Regions from separate parts of the Homo sapiens genome. Here region 2 is linked to region 1. The links are chromatin contacts, found by Hi-C in ENCODE. All regions are on one chromosome and are shown on one strand. Each heading gives the region's core, a stretch centred on a gene start or an enhancer-like site at or near the end of the contact. The rest is flanking DNA. Distances are from core to core; before and after follow the strand shown. Region 1 overlaps UST (uronyl 2-sulfotransferase). Region 2 holds the start of KATNA1 (katanin catalytic subunit A1).

Evidence for each region. Hi-C counts contacts between places; a loop is a spot of excess contacts on that map. Pooled maps may share reads with other maps.
Region 2: a pooled map shows a loop between it and region 1 (2.4-fold over the local background). The contact joins the promoter of KATNA1 here to the enhancer-like site in region 1. A Hi-C loop is called at or near these places in 2 of 37 single-sample maps with no recorded cell type and 7 of 50 pooled maps.

The regions. Positions count from the first base shown.
Region 1 is chr6:149,063,847-149,071,101 of GRCh38, reverse strand. All of the region lies in intron 7 of UST (uronyl 2-sulfotransferase), which reads right to left. Among named protein-coding and RNA genes, the nearest start is that of UST-AS2, 35 kb to the right of the region's middle. RefSeq lists enhancers at 4,701-5,110, 5,131-5,210. Within about 2 kb of position 4,786, at least 9 of the 41 ENCODE cell types and tissues checked have a DNase peak (open chromatin) inside an H3K27ac peak, as active enhancers do.
Region 2 is chr6:149,644,171-149,651,425 of GRCh38, reverse strand. It overlaps KATNA1 (katanin catalytic subunit A1), which reads left to right and starts at 2,712. Exons shown (of 11, transcript NM_007044.4): 1 at 2,712-2,957. RefSeq lists a silencer at 2,493-2,762 and an enhancer at 2,833-2,912.

The DNA of each region.
Region 1 (7,255 bases), core at 3,537-6,036:
TAATAATTTAATTGTACATTTAAAAATAACTAAAAGAGCCGGGTATGGTGGCTCATGCCTGTAATCCCAGCACTTTGGGAGGACGAGGCAGGTGGATCACGAGGCCAAGAGATCGAGACCATCCAGGCCAACATGGTGAAACCCTGTCTCTACTAAAAATACACAAATTAGCTGGGCGTGGTGGCATGCACCTGTAGTCCCAGCTACTCGGGAGCCTGAGGCAGGAGAATTGCTTGAACCCGGGAGGCAGAGGTTGCAGTGAGCTGAGATTGCGCCACTGCACTCCAGCCTGGCGACAGAGCGAGACTCTGTCTAAAATTAATAATAATAATAATAAAATAACTAAAAGAGCATAACTGGATTGTTTGTAATGCAAAGGATAAATGCTTGAGGGGATGGATACCCCATTCTCCATGATGAGATTATTATGCATTGCATGCCTGTATCAAAACATCTCATGTACCCCATTAGGTATTAATTAAAATAAAAAATAAATAAATTCTCTATGTGGCCAACAGCCTCATTGAATAAGGGTATTACTTTTCAAACTGACTCTTTTGAAAGTCCTTTGCCAGGTTGGGTCCTTTGCACAGGGGAGCCTAGATCCTTGTAAATAGATAACATGGTCTTCATTGAAATTAAAAACATAACACACATTGAACACTCTAGAATTTCTGTTAAATAACTTGGCATAGACTCTTCTGAAATGGGTTCCTAACAGAACATTTTATAATATCTGTCTTCTCTGAAGATATGAACTCTAGCTAATCTGGGGCGGGTCATTGTTCACAGGTCTTAGGTGTTCCTTTTTGTTTTTTAAAACAGAGCTAAAAAATCTTATGAAAGACAGACAAGAAATAAAGAGTTTTAAGTCAAACATTGAGAGGCAGAGGAAAAATAATTCTCTCATTGAAAGCCTCCTTCAATCCCTTCCTCTTAGAGCACTATACATTGTGTAGGGTTTTGTTATCTGATACACAAAAAAGTAAGACTCCTGTGATTTAAAATAAATTCATTACTTAAATTATTTGGCCCAACCTGGCAAAGGATCCAAGGGGATAAGCAAAAGGGAGCCTAGATCCTTGTAAAGAAGTAATTTGGAAATCTGTTCTATTTCACAGCCTCAAAGCTCTTTGTCGTAAGGTTGAAACAGTAATTTCCTAAAAACAATGGACAGCAAGTGTAATCATATAAATACCTTGACTACAAAACTATCTGAGAAATACCAATCACATTTTACTAGTCTTCAATCACTTGCAAAATGTTGGTCTATATAATGGATTGAGTTGATTTGCTATATAAATGGTTATTAATTTCAGGCCAGAAAAACTTTGGGAATATTCTTTAAAGTTACAGCATAATGGGTTTATACATTTCTTTCTTTGATTACGATTAGGTGACTGGGTCAACTGCCATAAGGTTACTCCTAGTTCATGACAATAAAACTCTCTTCCCTGAATGCCTTCCTCTATGGTTAGGATGGGGGAGTTGGTGGATGGGCAGAGCAGGTAAATAACTCTGTCAAAAGTGACATTATATCCTTCCGAATAGACATTTCTCAAAATAAGACATACAAATGGCCAAGAGGTATATGAAAAAACTCAACATGCTAATCATCAAGGAAATGCAAATCAAAACCACAATGAGCTATCATCTTACTCCAGTTAGAATAGCTATTATTAAAAGCCAATAAATAACAGATGCTGGTGAGGATGTGGAGAAAAGGGAACTCTTATACACTGTTGGTGGGAATGCCAATTAGAACAGCCACTATGGTAAACAGTATGGAGAGTTCTCAAAAAACTAAAAATAGAACTACCATGATCCAGCAACCCTTCTACTATGTATCTATCCAAAGGAAATGAAATCAACATATCAAAGGGATACCTGCACTTGCATGCTCACGTGTTTACTGTAGTAATATTCGCAGTGGTAAAGATATGGAATCAACCTGTGTCCATCAATGAATGAATGAAGAAAATGTGGTATTATACACAATGGAATACTATTTGGCCATAAAAAAGAAAGAAATCATGTCATTTGCATCAACATGGATGGAACTGGAGGTCATCATGTTAAATGAAATAATCTAGGCACAGAAAGACAAAGATCGTGTATTTTCACTCATATATGGGAGCTAAAGAAGTTGACCACAAGGAGGGAGTAGGATGATACATACCAGAGGCTGGGAAGGATGTCTGGGTTGGAGAGCGGGCTGAAGAGAGGTTGGTTAATGGGTACAAATGTACAGTTATATAGAAGATGTAAGTTCTCATGCTCCATAGCAGAGTAGGGTGACTATAGTTAGCAACAATGTATTGTATGTTTCAAAGTAGCTAGAAAAAAAAATTCAAATGTTCCTAACACATAGAAATGATAAATACTCAAGGTGATGGATACCCTAAACACCCTGATTTGATCATTGCACATTCTATGCATGGAAAAAAATATCATACATATCCCATAAATATGTAAAATATTATACATCAATAAAATGTGATATTGTGTCCTTCAAGTACAAGTGAAAAGAACCAGGACATATTTGCACGATTAGTTAACTGATATGGTGCGAGATGGTGACAGTCCTGGCTGAGCCTAATGCTTTGTGGTATATTTTTATAGTAACAGCTACAGTTAATGGGAACTAATGTGTAGCAAGCACTGAGCTAAGCACTTGTACACACAATCATACTTAATCCTCACAATAACCCCTTGATGGAAGAGCCATTTTATACATGAGGAAACTGAGGCCAAGGCTATAACTCATTCAAGGTCATGCAGCCAGAAAGTGGCAGAGGTAGGAGGCTCCTCATGACAATCAGCTGCTGTGCTTTTGCTGTGTTGTTTCTTGGTGTGGACAGGTGAGAGGGCTATTACTGCTTCTCACACCTTTCTTCACAGTGTGGTAGAGCATAATGGTCAATGTCCAGGCCTAGAGCCTACTACTCCTCCTGCTGACTGAGGCACCCAAACTTAACAACCGATCTCACAGGAAACTGGCAGGTGTTTTGGAGGGAATGGCTAATGGCTTTATAGTTTGGGAGGAGAAAAGGGCCGATTAAAAAAAAATTGGGCACGATCATCTCTGGGTCCAATACTCAGAGTCAGTGATGAAAACCACCCCAACAACCACTATTTGCAGAGTTCCACCTGAGAGGTAAAACTGCGTCCTGGTGGTTTATTTAGATTAAACTTGTAATTTTGTGTTTCCAGTAGGAAACATTCTATCCCAGGCAGAAATTGACCTAGTATTTACCATGTTCGGAAAACGACAGACTTCTGGTGATAACCAGCATCTAAAATCCCAGTGCACTCCATCGACTCTATGACTGGAAAGTACTGGCTCTTATGATTTCACTCAGAGCCCCCTACATTGACATATCTTATCCAACTTTTATACAGTAATGAGAGGTCTTTAATAAGATTGATATTTGATAAGATCCCAGGTAGCCTTTCCAACCAAATTTTAATTGCATGTCACCTTACCAGCCTGACAAAAGTGCTTTGGCTATTTGATAGTGCTAGTCAGAACATGAGGAGGCCCAGCCCTATGTTTGCTAGAACACTCCACAGAGAGGACAGACTTTTAAGACAAGAGGGAAGGGGGACTTTTTCATGTTTGGCTACAAGGCAAGAGCTTTAAAAGATCCTTTCTTGAATAGTTAAGGATCCAGGGAGGGTGACCGCCAAATATGGCAACTTGGTATGGCGATATTTCAAATTGAAGGCCATTGGAGACCAGTACATCCTGGATGAAGCTGTTCTCTGAAGTTCCCTTATCTACCTAGAAATTGGACCTGCCAAAGAGGAACAAAATTGCCTTCAGTCACCTCCCCTAAAATTTCATTAATCAGAGAAGATCAAAACTCATGTCACAGAGGAAGGGACTGAAGATTAAACACCACACTCAGAGCTCAGATGAACGTTGTCCCAAACTATTGCCTGTTCTTGGGTCCCATTCAGTTCCCAAAGAGAATTATTTACCTTCCATTGTCTGAGCATTGGGCCCATTCATTCCCCTTAAATATCATTTACTACTCTTCAAAATTGCCACATTTAACCTCCATTTCCCCTTTCCCTATGAAGAAAGGTATAGAAAAAAGCTGGACCTCCCTGGGTTATGAGGTAACCACTCTCCTGTGATTTTCTCCTGTGTAGCATTTTATTTTTAAGAGGTAGGGTCTTGCTCTGTTGCCCAGGCTAGAGTGCAGTGGTGGCTCACTGCAGCCTCAAACTCCTGGGCTCAAGCGATCCTCCCCTCAACCTCCTGAGTATTTGGGACTACAGGAGTGAGCTACCATGCTCAGTTTCATGCATATTAATAAATTTTATTCCTTTTTTTCCTGTTAATCTGCCTATTGTAAGTTCATTTTCAAGTAAGCTTCAGAGGGTGGAGGAGAAGCTTTTCCTGTTACCCCTCCAATAACAACAGATTGTCTCGTGTATTTCAGTTACTTCAGTCTTCCTTACTCTTCTTAATCCCTCCCTAAATCCCCCGTCTAAACATGAGGGTCAGTATCAGCTGGTTTGGCAGATTCTTATGGGATCTAATGTTTCCCCAAGCTCTAGTTTTGCATTAATATCCAATTCTTGCTTCATTTGTCTACCCACCCTGCCTCCTTGGAGTTTCCTTCTCTCCCTCATCCACCCCCTCTTCTTCATTGTCAACCTCTCCCTCTCAACTGGCTCCTTGCCATCAAAACTCACTTCCCTTCTTGAAAAAACCCTTGTCTCATGCACCCTCCCTCTTTCATCTTTTCTCTCTCCTCCCCATCACAGCCCAACTTCCTGAAGAGCTGTCTACATTTGTTGTAACATTTTCAGCTTACGTACGTGACTGAACTCACCAAAACCTGCTTTCTGTTCCTTCTGTACTCCATTCAGTTACTCTCGCTTCCTTGTTGGTAGCTCAGAGGGCGCCTCACAGCATGACCCCATCACACTGTGGGCCACACACTCCATTTTGAAACCCCTGCATCTGCAACAGTGTTTTCCTGGCACCCTCACCTCTCTCTGATCACTCCCTTTCCATCTTCTCTACGCCCTCCTCTTTCCCAGCCTGTCTTATAAAGACCAGTCCTCCTCAGGCTCTGTTCCAGCCTCTTCCCTTCTCCCTGGTTACTCCCTGGGTGGCAGCATCCAACCCTCTATCCTTTAGTCCTCATAGCACTGTGAACAACAAAATGAACAGTTTATATAAACAATGACAGCTTTTTTGACCTTCGTTTTCCACAGAGCTGCCAAATTTAATAAGGTTAATGACATTGCCAGAGGGTTATGTCGCGGTCAGAAACAGGAGTGCTATTTTGTGCCAGGAGAAACAGAGACTCAGATTCAACCAATATTGATGGGGAACACCCATTATGAGTTTGGATCATCATATACATTATTTTATTTGATATTCTCAATAACCCTGTGAGGTGAATATCATGACCCCTCTTTTGCAGATGGAGAAATAGAAACTTACCCAAGGTCACATAGCTGGCTGGTAAGTGAAAAAACGAATTTGAATCTGGGTCCCCATCTATGTTGAGATTTTTCCCTAACTTTAAGTACTGCACCATAACCAGGGCAGCTTTCATGAGCCTGTAGAAAACTATCACCTTCATATGGAAAGACCAGAGGTGGTTTGTCTTGTATAATAAGCAGAGAATTCTTAAAAATCTCATTTCAAAGACATATGGATGTGTGTCTTGCTGTACGATAATCGGTGCTATGGAAAAGTCATTCCATTGCTAAGTTTTCCACATTTTTGTAAAATGCCAGACTTTCCATCCAAACAAAACAAAGCTACATGGACTATGGAATCAGCCTCTCTCCAGACTGCCATAATAGCAGCTCTAGAGGAAGTTGTTAGGATTTTTTTTCAAATAATTGTTGTTATTTCAGCCACAAAACAATTATGCTTTAAAAATCTATACTTATTAGTAGCATTCCTTGGGAAGGGAAGAAGCCCTCGTTAGGTGAGCACATACTGTCGGATTAACCATGAAGAAGTGAAGACCTCACTCCATGAGCGTTCTCTGATCCTAGCAGGAACTGAGAGTAACTTCAAGGGGCTCATGTCTCTTGTGCCCACTGATAAACATTTTAAAAGAAAGAGACGAATACAGAGCTCCTCCCTTTAAGACAGGGTGGCAAAAAGGCAGCCCAAGATCGGACTGGCAGGCAATGTGTTGTTTGGCCCGTGGGGTATTTTTTTTTTTTTAGAAATGGATTCAGTTGTTGTAAGGCTTGGTCTATTTCACATGGAAAGCTGGATTTCTGGCTTTTCTCAAAGGGCGGCTACATTCTTCTGGAGCCAAGTGTGACTGCCCCCGTGAAAGAGGCCAGGGCTTTCCAGTTTGCCTCAGACTCTAAATGCCGGTTCATTCTTTTATGTTACCTGACTGGCTGTTATAGAAAGTCGAGTTTTATGCTTCTGCTTTAAAGATTCTAAAATTCAGGCTTTCATAAACCTAGAGAGTAAGTGCTTCTCGTCAAAATCAAGGCTTCAATTAGGCCTCACTGGTGTGCCCAATATCATCTTCCTTCCCTCTTTCTGCAAAGATTTGTTGAATAGCTATTCTGCACCACGCACAGGAATTGTTGCAGTGAATGGGGCATCATCATCATCACCATCATCATCATCATCAGTTGGCACTTTGAGAGCTTTCTCTGTGCCAAGAATTGTAAGATATCTAAACACACATTTAATCCTTATAAAGCTCCCAGTGCTGTAGAGGTCTCTTATTATCACCATTTAAAGCTGTGGCATTGGAATTTAGAAGTTTGTGCAGGCTCACACAGCTGGTAAGTGGTGAAGCCCGAAGTTGGGTGTGGGGAAGTCTGACTAATGAGCCCAGGTTCTTAACTCTCCACATTGCTGACGAGTGGATGGAGCTCACAGTCTAAGGGAGATGCCTGCTCACAAGGCTTGTCACCATGGGGGCAGAGAGGGCATCTCACTCTGATTCATTTGCTGGAGTCAACATTTCTTCTGTTTGGTCAGAAATCCTCACCAGGGAGACCAGGCTTATTGGGCTTATCTTAAATACTCTGCATGGAGTTGGGTCTTTCATACTTACTACAAGATCATGAAGATTTGCCGTATGTGCTGTGTGTGCACGTCTGAGAGTATAGATTCTGTGTGTGTTTCAATCAAGAGATGGAAAACTTTTAGGAGGCCTCTGAGGCACTATCCACCTCCTAAAAAATTTTCTCTAGATTTTATTCTTAACATCTCCACCAGGTTTCATTTAGCTGTTCTTCCAAA
Region 2 (7,255 bases), core at 1,463-3,962, 580 kb before region 1:
CTGCCAAATTAACCTGACCATTCACCAGGAAAATATAATCTCAGATTTTCTGAGTCACAGTTTGGATACAATCATTTTAGAAGGGTGGTGGTTGTAGAAGCCACACTGTAAAAGAAGAAATGACTCCTAGTCATGAGAGTGGTACACAAATATTCTGCTTCTTCAAGGCACAATGCAGAGATGAACACCTGCATTTCTTTGAAGTCAGGCTTGACCAGTGACTTGCTCTGGCCAAAAATATGTAGGCAGAGCAGCAAGTTTCACATCCAGGCAGAGGCTGTGCAATTTATTTCCCTTTCTTTTTTTCACTGCCAAGGGTCCCACTGCCTGCATCCACTCAAGCTATGAACATAAAAAGTAGATAAGAAAAAAATGCTATTGTTGAAGCCTCTGTGACTTAGAGGTTGCTACAGCATAACCCACTCCTGCCTGACTAGTACAGCTAGTAAAGAAATGGAAGTAGTGAATGTAAGCCACTCTCTGGAGGTTTGTCTTTCCACCTAAAAAAAGTCTTCAGCCAGGAGCGGTGGCTCACACTTGTAATCCCAGCACTTTGGGAGGCTGAGGCGGGCAGATCATGAGGTCAGGAGTTCGTGACCAGACTGGCCAACACAGTGAAACCCCGTCTCTACTAAAAATACAAAAATTAGCTGGGCATGGTGGCGGGCACCTGTAATCCCAGCTACTCGGGGAGGGTGAGGCTTCAACCTGGGAGGTGGAGGTTGCAGTGAGCCGAGATCGCACCACTACACTCCAGCTTGGGCGACAGAGCTACACTCTGTCTCAAAACAACAACAAAAACCCAAAAAATCTTCATATATAATACGCGTACGTACACGTAATAAAATGTGCCCAGTTTGTGTACTGTTGATGAATTTTAATAAATGTTTACACCTGTGTAAGCACTACCCTAACAGAACATTTCCTTTCCATCACCTTAAATATTTCCTGGGGACTTTCAGCAATCTATTTCTTCTCCCCCTCCTCCTGAATACAGCCTCAGGCAGCCAACCACTGATCAGCTATTATTATAGATTAGTTTTGCCTGTTCTAAAATTTCTTTTCTTTTTCTTTTTTTTTTTTTTGAGACAGAGTCTTGCTCTGTCACCCAGGCTGGAGTGCAATGGCGCGATCTTGGCTCACTGCAGCCTCTGCCTCCTGGGTTCAAGCGATTCTCGTGCCTCAGCCACCCAAGTAGCTGAGATTACAGGTGTGCGCCACCAGACCCAGCTAATATTTGTATTTTTAGTAGAGACGGGGTTTCACCATGTTGGCCAGGCTGGTCTCAAACGCCTTGACCTCAAGTGACCCACCCGTCTCGGCCTCCCAAAGTGCTGGGATTACAGGTATGAGCCACCGTGCCTGGCCTAGAATTTCTTATCAATGGAATCATACAATATGTATTAATTTTGTGGCCTTTGAGAAGTTTTTTAACTGTAAATTGGCTTTATAAATTAGCATACCTTTGAACTCACATAAAGGATGAAGGTTGAATTAGGGTAATTAATCTGTACCTCCCTGAATTGGTTTTGATTCCAAAAATATATACTAAATATAGTTTCCTGTTCCCTATTACAATAGAGTTCATATTTACTACAGTGAAACTATCATTTTCCACTCAGTTGAGACGTTACAAGACTTTAAGCCCCATGAAACATTCTATTTCGTGACCACTGTATACCCAGTGCCAACACTGTCTCACACATAGTAGTTGCTGAGTAAACATTTGTTGACTGAATGGATGTATTTCCCCTGAATTGCTTCTACATGTCTATGTTAGATGACTGGGGTGCTTTTATTTTTTTAGAGATAGGGCCTCACTTTGTCTCCCAGACTGGAGTGCAATGGCGCCATCATGGCCCACTGCAGCCTCCAACTCCTGGGCTCAAGTGATCCTCTTGTGTCAGCCTCCTGAGTAGTTGTGACTACAGGCGTGCGCCACCATGTCCAGCCAATTTTTGTACTTTTTGTAGAGACGGGGGGTCTCACTATATTGCCCAGGCTGGTCTTGAACTCCCGGCTCAAGCTATTCTCCCGCCTCAGCCTCCCAAAGTGCTGGGATTACAGGGATGAGCCACTGTGCCCAGTCGGGATGCTTTAATGTTAGAAACTTAATTACCTTGCGTTTTTAAAGGAATGTGTGAGAAGTGCCCTATTCTGCCTCAAGTGATGGCAGAGGGTGGAGATTGAGACTGGAGGAAGCCCTGTGCAGTACATATCTGTAAGTCATGAAATAGCATCATTTTCCTTGTCTGGTCATATTAAAACGGTGATTAAAAAATCAAGAAAATAAAATCCCACTAGCAGTGTGTCCGAGAATCTTTGTTTACCTCCTCCCTATTGTTATGTCATGACATGGAGCCCAGCTGGGGAATTCTGAATACTAGGTTCTAAAACAGGATTTGTCATAAACGAATTGCTTGATCCTGGACATTCACCTCTAAAATAGACACCTGACCTCGGTGTGTGTGTGAGTGTGGTGAAAATCAAGTGGGAGGGAAAGTGAGCAAGCACCTGAACAAGGTACAGAGGCGCGCGAGGTAGTACCATAATACCATCTACACCAAGGTCTATACTATCCCTGGTCTCCGCTGCGTCCGCCGGGAGGAGGCGGTGCAAGAATGCGCACGCGCGGCCCCGGGCCCGGCCACACCCTCTTCCGCCGCTCCCGCCCAGCGACCTCGCTCCCGGGGCGACGCCCCGCGTGCGCCAGAGTCGCCGAGGTCGTCCCCGGCACCGGAAGTGACCCTGGCGGGTTTGTCTTCAAATTCTCGGCGAGCAGGAGCCGCGCCGGCAGGTGGTGTTGACGATTGAACTGGGCAGTACTGGGGCCGTGAGCGGAGAGCAAAGTGGGCTGGACTGGGTCAGGCCCTCCTTCCTCGCTGCCGGGATCTCCACTCCGCCAATCCCCTGTGCCTGGCGTTGGGCGGTTTCCCGAGGAGCTTGGGCCGCCGCAGGTGAGTTTTCACTCTGGCGGTGCTCTGGGGACCCCCGATTTTCCAGGGCCGGGCTGGTGAGGGACTCGGGGGGCCCACAGCGAGAACCCGCCGCGCAACCCTCCGTGAGCCTGCCTGTGCCTGAGCTGAGGTCCTAGGTCCTTGCTGTTGTCCACGATAACTTGGCTTAGGTGACAGTCCCCCTACCTGAGGAATCCTGTCAGGCGGAGGACTTTTCGGGGGCTCCTGTCGATCCCATCTTTTGATCTGTGTCGTTAGCGAAGTCACCAGCCGAGTTTTTAGTTCTTCGATTTTTCGACTGGTTCTCTCCAGAACCCGCTCACGCCCCCCACCCCGAAACCCTCACAGGTAAAAATCCCGATGGCCATGACATTGGGAGGCAACTTCTTTTCTTAAAATTTGTTAGGTTCGAGTGATATTGTTGGGGATGTTATTTCTTATTTATTCTAGAGCCCGGCGTCCTCTGGAAGGCCTGTGGGCCTTTTGGTTTAGAGTTGGTACCTTTTAGAAAAGTTTTCCCTCGAAACAGTTGTTTCATACAAATGTGATGACAAAGTTAGAGATAAACGTAGATCCTGAAGTGCCTTACAGTGGATAATCTCAAGCTCTTATTTAATCAAAAATAGTTTCCTGTTAAAACCGCGAAGGGCCGCTTTTATATTAGTTACTAACTTCCAACAGCACAGTGATGCTCTTTTCTCTTGAAAGCACTAATTTACGTCTTCCTCTTTGAAATTAGACCTCTAGTTATTGCTGAAAACATTCCCGATGTTTTAGAATGGGTGCAGTAGATCTTTGTCACGTAATCACAATGATAATCACCTTAGTAGATGTTAAGACAGATTCTTGAAATGTTTTTACGGGCTTAAATGTCTCAGTATAAAGCCCTATTTTCTTTTCCAAAAGAGCTGGGTTTTGTTCTTTTTTTTTTTTTTTTTTTTTTTTTTGAGACGGAGTCTTGCTCTGTCGCCAGGCTGGAGTGCAGTGGCGCAATCTTGGCTCACTGCAACCTCCGCCTCCCGGGTTCAAGCGATTCCCCTGCCTCAGCCTCCTTGAGTAGCTGTGACTACAGGCGCGCTCCACTACGCGCGGCAAATTTTTTGTATTTTAGTAGAGATGGGGTTTCACCATGTTGGCCAGGCTGGTCTCGATTTCCAGACATTGTGATCCGCCCGCCTAGGCCTCCCAAAGTGTTGGGATTACAGACGTGAGCCACTGCGCCCGGCCGGTTTTTGTTCTTATACCAAGAAATAGGAGCAAAACTTTGTTTTGTATTAACATTAACAAGTTGTGGCCTGTAAATACCTTTAAAAAAAAAAACACGCAGTAGTGATCAACTTCCCAACATTCCTAGACTATGAAAAGCTATATAAAGCTTCTTTATAGCGTTGGTTATTCAAGAAGCGTTTACATTTTTATAGGTAATAGGCATGCTATGTAGTCCACAAGGGATTCTCCACCTCATTTTGAAACTGGTATCAAGATGCTGACAAATATTGAGGATTAGAGAATCTTGTTGAATTCACTCTATTAACAACATTGTTGAATTTCTATTAACAATAGTTTGGGTTTTTTTAGCCACTTGACTGTTTAAAAAAGATAGTATTATCACATAAATATGGTCAGTGTTGATAACATGCCAAATAGCTTTTGCTTGTGGCGTTTATCGATAGGGCTTGAATATGACTTTTAAATTACGTTTTAATAATTAAACTCACTGATTTGTTTGTTTAGGGTAAACTGAAAGTTTACTGTACAAATAGAGTGGACTTTATATGTACTTTTTTTCTGAACAGGTTGCTTTTTGGTGTTTTTAAAAAATAGTGGTAACTTTCTTGTGCTTAAGTATTTATCATATGATGGTTATAAAGGTAAGAAAAATGTATGCCATGCTGTAATTGGTCATGGGTCATTCATTTATTGTGCTTATTCGTAATCATCAGTGGCTGACTATAAATTAGCATGTGGTTTCTTTCATATCCCAGAGATGAACATTCTGAAAATTACTTACCAATGTATGGCCACTTTTGAAGTCATATACACTTGCTTTACTGAAATGCCTTCAGGAAGATGCATGATTGGGCTTCGTGATCTTTTTGTTTTAGGAGGTAAATTTTACAGAGAGGTATTTAAAAAACACTTTCAGCCTTCCAACATTGCTGCTGATTTTTTAGTCTGTGTTTAATAATATTCTATGTTTGTCTTCTCTTACTAAGCAAAGAAAACCCACCTAGAATAAATAAGGTGATATCCCTTCTATTAAACTTCAAGGATTTCAAGGTCTAATTCTGTCTTATTTTTGTCTTCAGTGCAATTCCTTGCAACTTAGTTGGTGTTCCTTTAATATTTCTTGAATGAATGACCCATGCACATTATGTTAAAAAAAACTGCAAATAAGTGGAGCCCAGCCTGAGTCCTTTAAAAATTAAATGGGTAAGGTATCCTCTTTAGGTGTGAAATAGGCAGGGCCCTGTATTTGTTGTTTAGAGAGAGAATAAGAATCTTAGAACTCAGATATTTCAATATTTTGCCTGTTCTTTTTCAGTCTCTGTGATCACTTCTTTTTCCTAATCCTAGAGGAGAAAAAAAAAAACTTTCTCTGTGGAGAGACAGCACTGCATCACATACTATATTGCTAGAAAATTTGCTGTAAAATTGCGATTTCAGTATTTTTAAAAATTTGATTCTGTCACTTGAGTTAAAATTTCACATTGCATCTTGCTTACTCTAAGTAAGTTAATTTAGTCATTAGCTAACTCATAAATACTCAAGGCATGTAAGCAAAAGGGTGGTTCTGTTAGAATAATGTAAAGGAAAAACTTGCTGTGAATAAAGCAGGCATAGTGTATGGTTATCCTTCTCTCTAATAATCTGTGTAACCAAGAGCCTGAATTTTGGGGCAATCTCATCTTTATAAGTGTTCTATTAATGTTGAACCAATAGATTGTGTTTATAGTTCATGGTGCTTACACTGAGTCAGTCAGCTTTTTTTTCTTTCTTTTTTTTTTTTTTGTTTTTTGTTTTTTGAGATGGAGTCTTGCTCTGTCGCCCAGGCTGGAGTGCAGTGGCGCGAGCTTGGCTCACTTGCACGCTCTGCCTCCCGGTTCATGCCATTCTCCTGCCTCAGCCTCCCAAGTAGCTGGGACTACAGGCGCTGGCCACCACGCCCGGCTAATTTTTTGTATTTTTAGTAGAGATGGGGTTTCACTGTGTTAGCCAGGATGGTCTTGATCTGACCTGGTGATCCACCTGCCTCGGCCTCCCAAAGTGCTGTGATTACAGGCGTGAGCCACTGCGCGCGGCCAGCTTTTTATTTCAAATGGATTCAATTCTTCAAATATTGCCAGATATTGTGCTTAATACAGCCAGTTTCTAGTCTTCCTGCAGTGGAATTTTAGCAATGATAAAGATATATTGTTGAAAATTGGGATAATTTCATAAATTTACAGTTGTGACATTCGAGAAGGATGTTTTGGGCTTAGAGAGTAATAAGGGAATGGGGAAAATTATTTTCGGCTAACAATTAGGGAACTAAGAGTGCTTTAATACTATTTTCTGCAAGCACATTGTTTCTTTGATAATCAGGGATTTTTCAAGTCATTTGTTAATGTGGCCTTGGATTAGACTTTACATTCATGTTTGTTAGAAAATATCAATTCATTGGCTTCTAAAGAATTTTATCTGACTAGAAAGAGTTCAAAACATGGAACCTTTAAAGAAGGCTTGGAGGGACTTGTATGAGTTTTGGGCCGTTGAATCATGGCCCTCAAGAAAAAAACGAGGACCACCTATATATAAGTAACAACTTAATTTAAATTTATTTTTATTTTATTTTATTTTATTTTTTTGATACAGAGCCTTACTCTTTTACCCAGGCTAGAGTGCAGTGGTGTGATCACAGCTCATTGCATCTTTGACCTCCTGGGCTTGGGTGATCCTCCCACCTCAACCTCCTGGTAGCTGGGACTACAGGTGTGCCCTGTCATGCCCAGCTAATTTTTTGTATTTTTTGTAGAGACAGGGTTTCACTATGTTGGCCAGGCTGGTCTTGAACTCCTGGGCTCAAGCAATCCTCCCACCTTGGCACCCCAAAGTACTAGGATTACAGGCGTGAACCACCATGCCTGACTATTTTAGATTTTTTTTAGTGGGAAAATGGGAAGAAAGATCTCCAGGGAGACTATTAAGGAAAAGAGGGAGAGAGGCTTTCATGTCAAAAGACATGAAAGGCTTTTGACATCCAAGCTCATCTAGAACAACTATATACTTTTAGCAGCGGGTCCCAATTATACTTTTCT